2 separate regions of the Homo sapiens genome follow, and region 2 is linked to region 1. Evidence: chromatin contacts called from ENCODE Hi-C or POLR2A ChIA-PET data. All regions are on one chromosome and are shown on one strand. The core of a region is the stretch at or near the end of the contact, and the rest is flanking DNA. Distances in the headings are between cores, read along the strand shown.

The links. Hi-C counts contacts between places; a loop is a spot of excess contacts on that map. ChIA-PET counts read pairs that join two places held with the same protein, here RNA polymerase II (POLR2A).
Region 2: a loop to region 1 is called in a map of PC-3, with 22 times the contacts of the local background. The contact joins two enhancer-like sites. A Hi-C loop is called at or near these places in 1 of 168 maps with a recorded cell type or tissue (PC-3). POLR2A ChIA-PET finds 5 or more read pairs at or near these places in 2 of 52 experiments (MCF 10A and activated T-cell).

What each region holds. Positions count from the first base shown.
Region 1 is chr9:15,871,520-15,876,969 of GRCh38, reverse strand. It overlaps CCDC171 (coiled-coil domain containing 171), which reads right to left. Exons shown (of 26, transcript NM_173550.4): 24 at 2,307-2,438. Among named protein-coding and RNA genes, the nearest start is that of CCDC171, 320 kb to the right of the region's middle. Within about 2 kb of position 3,174, at least 2 of the 41 ENCODE cell types and tissues checked have a DNase peak (open chromatin) inside an H3K27ac peak, as active enhancers do; they include PC-3, where a contact is called at or near this core.
Region 2 is chr9:16,210,580-16,216,029 of GRCh38, reverse strand. LINC03041 (long intergenic non-protein coding RNA 3041) reads left to right here. Exons shown (of 4, transcript NR_171034.1): 2 at 131-258; 3 at 751-814. Among named protein-coding and RNA genes, the nearest start is that of LINC03041, 63 kb to the left of the region's middle. Within about 2 kb of position 2,074, at least 14 of the 41 ENCODE cell types and tissues checked have a DNase peak (open chromatin) inside an H3K27ac peak, as active enhancers do; they include PC-3, where a contact is called at or near this core.

The sequences.
Region 1 (5,450 bases), core at 1,925-4,424:
AAAACTTCAGCTCCTACTTCTGTAAATGACAGCTGAGTAAGTTGGGCAAATGGTTCATATACCACCACACCCTGCTGAGTGATCCTCTCTTCATAATCAAAGGTTGAGAACTCTGAATAGTCCACTTCATCAGTACAGAGTCAGAGTACAAAGTTAAACAACTACTGAATTCCCAAGTCAGTAGCCACACTTAGTATAAATGCACATATTTTTATACTGCAAAAAAAAAGGTGAAATTAGAGTTTCATACTATTAGCCCATAATTAGTCTACAATACAGCATAAACTATGATCTATATCATACATAGATGCATAATTTTTTACAAATGGAAGAAAAATTCCATTATAGATATCTAAGGTTTTACTCTTACCATGTAACATATGTGTCTACATTTTTTAGTATCAGATTTATTAATTCAGCTTAGCAGTCAAATACTATTAGACTTAAATCCAGGCTCTGCCTTTTCCTTGCTGTTGATCTGAGGAGTTACCCGTTGTGTTTGTTGTGGTGGTGGTGGTGAAGTGTAAAATGGAGATAGTGCCATTTATTTGACAGGCTCATTGTGAGAATTAAATAAGATGATATATTCAAAGAGCTAAGCATGGTACCTGGTACATAGTTAAGTGTTCGCTGAAACTGTAGGTACTATTATTATCACTAATGTCTCCTAATTTTCCAACTATGATGTATACTACTAAACTACAATATATATTACAGCATATCAATGGAACTTATCCAGGTGGGAGTCTAATATTTTTATTAGAACCTGGAAAAGACAGTAGTTTAAACTGTGGGTCTCTACATTTCCTTCTTGCTGTTCCCAGATATCATAACCCCCAAAAAGGGCATTTTGGGGAATCAACCTCTTTCGAAATCACCAACATCTAGTTTTGAGGAAGTCTTTACTTGTAAATTACGACAAATACTAAGCCTTGTGAGATTCTGAATTGAAATAGCCAAGTAAAGGATTATTTTACAACCACTAGAAAAATCTCAAATCAGACTGTATTCATAGTAATGATGAATTCATAAATACTGACAATCAAATTTAAAATACACATTTTAAATCTCATCTTAAATAACAGTACAGCAATCTACCCTATAACAGAGAAGAAAAATATTTTATGCTTACTTTTATAATTATATATATTTTAGACATATTGGACAATCTAATGAAAGAAGCAATGAGTATTTTTTTCCTTGTAGAGCATTAATTTGGTACTAATAACAAATTAAATTAGGATATGGAGCATATAAAAAATTAACATTGCTCCACACACACACTGACATTAATTTTCTATAAAATTAAAATTCCACAGGGTCATAAACTAAAATGAAAAAGATTATTTTAAATCTCAACATGTGAAAGACACACTAAGTTTTAAGAGATATTTCTCCTTTTAAATACACTAAAAAATAGAGTGCTATTGAACAAGGACAGTCTCTTTTGAAATATCATGCTTCCTATAATTTACATAATGTTGATAGTTTTCTTTTTTTAATGAAGGTTTTGGGCATTAAAAGGACACACTGAATTTCATTTTGTCAGATTAAGAAAAATAACCTTAAGGAAAAAATTGATCACAATAATATTAATACAATAGTGACATAAAATAGAAGGATACCTACAGCATCCGAAAATGAATGTTTCTAAAAATAAGTTTATTAGTGTACTTTAAAGTTATTTGAGTTCTTATGATTTGATATTTTAAGTTTTATAAATGAAATGACCCAATTTGCACATCTTACAATGTTCACTAAAACTAAATATTAAAGGGTAAAATACTCTTCAATAGAAAACACAGATAAGTTTAAGCTTTGCTGAAATTAAATTACTTCATAAGAAATGTTGGATATATTTTGGAATTAATATTGAGATATTTCAGGTATCTCTTTTGATGTTTACAACTAAAGTGATTTATTATTTTATTTTTTTTCTAAAATTACTTATTTTCAAACAATAAAAGCAACAAATTGAGACTTGCTTAAAGAGGTAACAGCCTAGTGTCTTATTGTCCTCTGCTGATAGGAAAGTATTTTCTTTTAATACTGTACTTTGCCATAAAACACATTTTTCCTTGGTAAAAACACTTTTCTGGATTATTTTAATAGGCTAGTTCTAGGCTTTAAAGAAAAAAACAATATTTTGTAAAGTATACTGTTACATGATAGAAGAAAAATGAAGAAACATCTATTTGCATCTCCTTTAAATTATTCACAATACTTTGAGGCTTTCATTCTCTCCAGTTAGTGCAATTTATTTTTCTATATGTCTCAGTAGCAAACAATGTTATTTAGACTCTAACCTGGCATGCTACCACCTCTGGCCCGCCCTTGAGCCCCTCCATTGCAAAGGTCTCCAGGTGCAGTTTGGGTAGCTGTAGGGTGAAGTCATTCCTACTTGCCGCAGACCATGACAGCGAGATCTGATCTCTGACCTAAAGGGAAAAAAACAGCATCAATGGTAATTCCCCTTCAGACACATTAACTGGGATGAACTGGGTCCCCTTGAGCCCACTGAGTGGACTTGCATTGATCGCTGGACCTGAAATCCATGAATAAATTTAGGACTAATTGATTTTTCGTTGCAAATAAATCTCTAATTCAGAGTGCTGGGGGAGAATGTTAAGAAGAAAAAGCATCCTCCTGCTTGAAATGAGGGAGGGGAAGAAGAGTCACTAGAGCTCTTCTGATCAAGAGGTTTTGAATTATTTTTTCACAGTTCCACCCTAAAAAGGAAGAAAAGAAAAAACATTCACAAAATCAAAAACAACAGCCATCTCCTAATCATTATCACCTGCTTAGTAACATGTGGTGTTTAACTGATATGAACTGATACATATTGGACAAGATAGTTATTAGGTACTAGTCTTTGAAAAGAAAACTTCAATAACATGTACTCTAGAATCAAAACAAATATACTCAACACAAAAGGAGACTTAAAAATATACAAGAAAGAGGTTTGTTTGCCCTTTTCACTCTTCTAGAATTGCAGGATTTTATTAAACTTGAGTCTTAATGATTAAATACATATAAACCAACACAGTCACACAATTTCTAAACAATACAACAGATAAAATCAGTAGTATTTGTACTCTATTTTAAGTATTCAGAAAGCAACAATACAAACACATCACCGATATGGGAAAAACACCAATTCTCTAGTCAGTATGGAATCACATGCAGTTGATATCACACTGCCACCTTCTGGACAAATGAGAAAATATTCCTTATATAATATAAATGGAAACATTCAAAAACAGATATTTTGGTTTTTAATTTCCAAACTTAGTAAAAGCCTTAAGAATTCCATAGTTTCGTTTGCATTTAAGAACAAAAAGCTCTCATTTTAATCATATAGTTTAATAATAGGAGTTTTCAATACATAGGCATATTTTCTAACTTTCCTTATGCTTGGAATAGGTTTTAAAATTTTATCTATTTGTTACCATATACTTAATAAATATTATACAATTAGCTCAATGCCACAGAACAAAAAGTTTTTTATCAGGTAGCGAAGGTCAAAAACAAGGTTAACTATAAAAATTGCATTAACTGCTCAAATAAATATATTTCTATCTCTAGTTTTATCCAAGCAACTTCAAATATAACTTGGCAAAAATACAAGATAGAAAATTTCTCCTCCATTTTTCTAGCCTACTTGGGAAGCTTGTAAAACTGTTTGAATTATTTTTATTGTATTAATTAGTTCCTTAGGATATACACACATTTCACAAAACAAACTCTATTGAGTTTCTTTAAGCCAGCAAACACACACAAACATATAACGGCATCTTTAACTGTTCACGCTAATCTATGGGCATAAAAATCCTTATATGTCCCAAGCTGATCTGAAGACTTTCTGTCAATAAGAGAATGTCAAAGTGTATGCTGTAAAACATACACTATGATGTAATTTTTATAATGATGTGAGTACCACATGCATGCTGGAGTCTCAATTCACAATGTATATTTATCTGCAACAAACACTCTCCAGAGTCTTCACTCAGGATAAGAATGCTGTTAAACTTACTTAGCATAACAAAACAAATCGTATTTTACAACTACATTTGTTTTAGGTTTTATATTTTACATGTATGAATACCTTCTCTTGCTTTTTTTTGTCACCAATGTGCACTCAGATAAAAGAAAACATTAATGTGGATTAAGGTTCTGAGAATTTATCAACATCAAACCACTAGTGTTTTGCCTTCTACCCTTCTGAACCACAGTCAATAGATCTAAATATTTTACTGCACCCTGGCCAATTCATTGTTTGATGTTTAAAAACTCACCCAGAATCAAAGAAAATTTATTAAATTTGAGCCCCCAAATGAGATACTATTAGCTTTGAAAGTCAAGTTTAACTGCGATATTGATGATTCTCTTTTTTCTGTGACAAAATTCACTAGGGAAATCCTGGATGTCAAAGTACAAAAGCAGATTGCTAATACGGGCAAAGAGAGGGGAAAAAAACCATAAGCAATGTAAGTATAATCCACAACACAGTTCGAGCACTGGAGGTCCTTTAACCTGATTAGCATCAGGCACCATACTTCATCCACGAAGCTTGACATACAGTGAACAGTAAGCCACATTTTATATTCTCTAAATAAACTTTATGAACATTGTTAAGCTGTGGCATCTTGCTTTTGAAACTGATTTATTGTCATTTCAATATTTTTGGTATAACATTACTTAATTTGCCAAATTAAATAATTCTTTATATTGAATAAAAAAAACTTGCAAAATGCAGCTATTTTTGCTACACCTAATGATGAACATCATAATCATTTGAATAATATGCATGCTTTAATACTTCCATTTAATTACAAATTATCTGTTGAATCAACTTGACAGTGCCATCAAGAGTGAGAGACCCATGATATATAATAGATGCAATATCACAAATACTTCTACTAAAATTTTAAGAGTTTTTTCCACTTTTAAATTAAACGAGAACTTTGAGAGTAAGTATCTAAAATGTTCTCAAATATTTCTAGGAAAAGTTTTTAGAAAAGTCTTGTAAAAGAATTATCCATAATTTTATTTTAATGAGTAAAGGGAGTGAAAGCATCATGTTGAAAGAATCCAAAACAGTGACACTAAGACAAGCAAAAATAAAATCATGCAGCAAAGGAGAAGAAAAGAAAGATGACAAGAAACGGAAGAAATAAAGGGTAGAAGGAAGAGACTTCAGAAAGAATGCAGAAGGCAAGTCTGAATTTCAAGGTGTCAACAGGGAGATTCAACACAGAACAGTAAGAAAGGACTCTTACCTTGTTGCATTAAGTTCGTTCATGAAAAGAAATAGAACAGGCAGGCTGAGAACAAAGTAACTAACATATTAAAAGAGAGATAATTTGGAATTTCTTTAGGAAGTACAGCTTATTGGATACAAAATTATTTTCAAGAATGAGGATCTAAAGCAAATTAGTTACTGTCAAAAA
Region 2 (5,450 bases), core at 825-3,324, 340 kb before region 1:
CAGCACACAGCACCCCTTTGACAGTACACATTAACTCTGCAGTGGACCTTGGGGATGGTGAGGACACCCTGCTCTGGACTCGGCTCTGCTGTGGCTGCACTCACTTGTTTGTTTGTAACTTGTTTTGTAGGAATGGGGCTTGGCCCCCAGCTAGACGCGAGATGGCTCGTTTTCAGAGAACAAAGGAGAGGGAAGAAGATAGGTGTTCCTTGAACATCTACTATGTGAGAAACACCACCCAGGGCACTGCACCTGCCTGTGAGTTACATAACTTCTCTTGTCCGTAGCTGTGGATGCAAAAGGCTCAGAGTAGTTCAGCAGTTGCTTGCACGTGGGCTGAGCTGTTTAGGTGACGGTGCAGGTCTGTCGAAATGCAAGCATCCATGCTTTTTCTACCACCAGCAAGTTGTCTCCTGGGGCCATATTTTGATTTGTTTTGTGCGGTCCAGACCACTCTGCACCATGCTGGCCACACTCTAAGTCCAATGATGACAGCACTGTGTTTATCTCCATTTCATACGAACCTAATGAGGAGGGAATGTTACAGAACACCCCCTCCATAGTGTGAGAGAATTGCTTGACATGGAGATGCACAGAAACAAGAGAAGTTTGGAGTCCAATTTCCTCTTCTGTGGCCCACCCAGCCTCTGGGGTTGAAAGCGTGGCCAGGGAAAGCGTTCTGTTCCCGTACACGCAGGGATGTCTCTGGCTGGGTGACAGCCACTGACCCACCTCGTTTTTGTTCTGCAGGTGTTGGAAAGAGGATGCAACCATCCCCAACAGGGAAGGGTGGAAAATGCTGCACTGTGCATGGGTGAGTGTGCACATGTGTGTATGTGTGGTCCTGGGAGCAAGGGCCGGGCAGGGACCAGTCTGCAAAACAACATTAAGAAACCGAAACATTTTCCACTGAGAAACAGAATTACTGCCCATGGAATTCTTACCCAGCCTGAGAAGCGAGCAGCAGCCCCTCCTTTTCATTAGTTAAACAAAGAGGGTTATTTTTCAAATGAAAACTTTCAGTGTGGAAAACAATCTAATTCCCGGGGCTTTTTGAGAAGTGAGATTCTCAGTGCTCCAATAAACATATCTACGTGGATATGCAGCTGCAAAGGCAGTGTCGGTGCGCTGACCAAACGAGAGGGCAGGCTTGGCCAGTGGGGGACACGGGGACTTAGCTTCAGGCCTCTCATAACAATCCCAGGTAGAAAGGCCAACAGAGGGAATGAACCGTGGCCTGGAAGATTTGAACTGTTCTGCGAGAGAAAAAAAGCGAAAACAAAAATATTTTCTGTAAGTCCATTAAATGATCTCCTTTCTTCCTCCAAGTCAATGAACTCCTTCTGGTCGGAAAATAATCTGCAAACTCAAGCCCTGCTTGGTTCAGTGGGGTGTGTTCCGCCTTATTGAATTCCTGGCCTTCAGAGATCTTTCAAAAAAAAAAAAAAAAAAAACTTGCACCCACTTATGAACCCGTGGGGTAATGTCAGCTTTCTTTTGAGGGGTTCTCTTCATGAAAGCTCCTGGGTACTTGCATTTGTTTAAGAGCGGGCAAGAATAGGAAGGCAGACTGCCAGGGTTCAAATTTTAGCTCTACCACTTAAAAATAGTGTGTGCTTACTCTCTCTGGACCTCAGCTTGCCCATCTGCAAACAGGAGTAAGAACGGTACCTACATCACAGAGTTTTCATAAAGATTACATGAGAAAGTGCTTACAAAGTGCTTACCACAGTTTCTGGACAAAGGAAGACCTCAAAGTGTGGCCATTATTATGAAGTCAAAGGGACATGGCATATGGTCACAGACCTGAACTTTTTAAATTAATAAATATCATTCTTTCAGGTTTCTACTTTTCCCATCTCACTAATGGAAAGCATGTTGTTTAAAAAAATAAAAGCAGACACAAAATAGCCTCTCTTCAAATCAGAGCTTCCTTCTCTAATCAGTCCGTGAATGTTTCGGGGAGTGCTCTATTTAACTTGGCTGGCCCCTGGTTTTGCCGTGAGTAATACACTGGGCTTCATTTCAAACTCCACACAGCCAAGATCACTGGATACTTGAGCTTCCCCAAGCTGAGTTGATACAGCTGCTCTGCCCCTGGTCACTGGTGAGTTGTCCCTGTGGATTCCAAAAGGTCTGAATACAAACAGGCCAAGGTGCATGGGCCAGCCGAGATGGTCAAGGACATGGGTTCCCACTGAGCAGGTGTCCAGGTGAGACAGACAAGACTGAGGAGGCCTGGGGAGCCCTACAGTGAAGTCAGAAGAAACTGAGACAGACAGAGGGTGGCCAGAGATTATGGAGAGAGGGGCCTCGCTGACACTTGGGGAGACCAGTGTTGCTTGGAGCATCCTTGCTCTTACAAAGGCAGCATAGGTGGTTGAAAGAAACCATCCTGATTTTGACGTTGCCACAATGATAAACGAAGGGCATGAAAACTCTCCAAATTAGGGTCTCTGAGACCAATTAGGTCAGACGATGAAGATAGATTTGCTTGAAAAATAAAATTGAGTATGGCTTTCTTTTAAACAAGGCTTCATTTCAAACGGACCTGAATAAACCAAATTCAATTTAGACATGTTATTCCCCAGGAACTTAGCTCTGGCATGAAATAAGGCTTGCCTGAGGCCACTTGAGAACCGCAGTCTGTGGGACAGCCCTGTGATGGACAAATAGAGTAGAGTGTTAATTTTGAGGCCTGTCGAACCCCAGTGACAGGCGGGCTGGTAAACAGATTGAAGAAGCTAATGACTATTTAGTGCTTTCCAGGACAGGAAATGTCTCTTTGGCTTCTGAGGTAGCAACACCCTTACCTTAAAAGGTTTGGATTGATGATCTGGGCCCAATAAAAGCCCCTTCTGAAATCTGTTGGGAAGCCCAAGCAGCATTTCAAAAGTGAAAGATAATGAAGATGTTCTAGAAGCAATATCATTATAAGTATACATTATAAATGATAATTACAATTAATCATATTAGCCTTCATAATCCCCCAACATTATAACTCAACAATGGTAGATTCATCTTCCTTGTGTTCTTTGGAAGAAGATTTTTGCCTTGAGCTACACATTTTCTCCTTTAATTTGACTTGTGGTGGTTTCTGCTTTCTGACTGATTCTCCGTCTCCTGAAGACAGGCATGTGATGGGGAGGGAGGTTTGGGAATTAGATGAAGTTGTGGGGTCATGATGCCCGGCAAGTTCTAGAACCCCAGAATTTACTTGGCCCCTGAAGGAGACACTCGAACAGCCCATCTTGTTATTTCAATGCTGTCAGAACTCTTTCTTTCATGCCTCTACATGTGAATCCATGGTCAGGCGTTCCCCAATCCCCGCTGCAATCTAAATCGGCCTCCTCCTTTTATTCTCTCTCATAATTCCCTCTTCTTTCTCCCCAAGCATTAATCATGGTTTTTAATCATTTCTTTATATTTATTTGATGTTTAGCTCCTCATTAGATATGAGCTCAATAGGAGAGGGGTCATGTCTACTTTGATCACTACCTAGCTTTGTGACTGGAATAGGCAGGCAACCTATAAATAATTGTGAATGGAAGACAGAGTGGGTTGCACAGCTTGGAAAAGCATGCCCCTTAGAATGAAGCCCTCTCTTCTTTCTCTTCCCATTGACACCAGACATTTACTATCTCAATATATGCCACAAAGGCCCACAGTGACTTCCCGCATGCTGAGTCCAGTGGCTTTCTGGGTCCTCATCCCTCGGTTGAGTTGTAGAGTCTGATACAATGAACTCTGCCCTACTAGAAAGCCTGCTTTCTTGGCTTCTGTGGCTCCAGGCTCCCCTCTCTGGTCTATGCTCACTGACTCCTTCCTCCTCTTATGCTGTAAAGGGACTAAAGCCCATGGTTCTGGACACAGCCTGATCACATCCTCATGCTGTTGCTTGTTTTGACAGCTCCTCCACTGTCTTGGCTCCAGCCTGCAGCTTTTGACTGGGACCTACAAAGTCAAACATTTCTAACCCTGAAACGCTCTTCCTCTTGCCTTCTTTTTCTTCTCCCAGTCACCAGGCTGGACAACTTAGTGTCTTTCCTCAACATCGTTCCTTATATTTTCCAAATAGTCAACATATGAAAATACTGAAAATATGAATTCGGTGTCTTCTCATTGTCTATGACTCAAATCTCTTGATTGTCCAGACCTTCCCATCTTTTCTCAATTTCCTGCTGCACATTATCCAAATTTCTCTTATGCCAATAATGCCTTTTCTATTAATACTGTCAACATTCTACCTTTCCTTTAAGGTTTATCTCAATTATTTCCCACTTTAAGTCCCCTGTGAGCTTCCCAATCAATTACAATTTCTCCTGCTTTTAACTACCAACACACTACATATCTTTCAGTTGGCATTCTCTTAACTTTTTATTGAATAATGAATTTCTATGTATTTGTCCATATTTTCAGGGAAAGCCTAATAAATAGATCCCTGGAGAGACTGACCTAGATAAATCAAAAGCATAAACTACTAACACACACACTAAAGACATTAAACAAAATATTAAGATGATATTATGAAGAATTTTATGTCAGTGGCTTTGAACATGCAGGTGAAATGGACACACGCCTAGAAAAATGCAAAAATTGACATAAGAAAAAATGGATAATTTGAATATTCACATATTTGCTAGAGAAATTGAATCTATAATGTAAATAGATTCCTACAAAGGAATCTTGAGGCCCAGACATTTGAGTGAGGAGTTATTTCAAACATATGAGGAAAAAAAAAAATGAGTGTTACACAAATTCTTCCAGGGACTGGAAAAAGGAATACTTTGCTACTCATTTTATGAGGCCAGCATTACTTTGATACTGAAACTTGTCAAGGACATTCCAGGAGAAGAAAATTATAGGCCAATCCTTCATTGTAATATAGATATGAAACTCTTGAGCAAACTAGTGGCAAACCAAATCTAGAGATATTTTAAAAGGATCAGATATCATGACAAAATAAAGTTTCTTTTAAAAATGCAAGGTTGGTTTAACACTAGAAAATCAATCAATATAATTCACCACAGAAACAAAATAAAGAAAAACCATATGAACACCTCAAAAGATGAATAAAAAGCATTTGTTAAAACTCAGAACTTGTTCATCACTGAAAATATAACTGGCATCAAATTAGGACTAGAAGGGAACCCTTTCATCTATAAAAGTCTGTACTTAATAATGAAATACGAACACTTCTGCTGGAGACCAGCAACAAGACGAGGATGTTCACTCTTACCATTTCTATGTAACAGTGTACTGGAGGTTCTAGCCAGAGTAGTTTAGACAAGAAAAAGAAATTTCAAAATTTAAGGATTAGAAAAGATACAAACCTGATAGTATCTGTGGACATGATTGTATGCATAGAATCTACAGGTGAATTATTAGAATGAGTCAGCAATTTAGCTAAACTAATGAATATAAAGTCAACATACAAAAATCAGCTATGT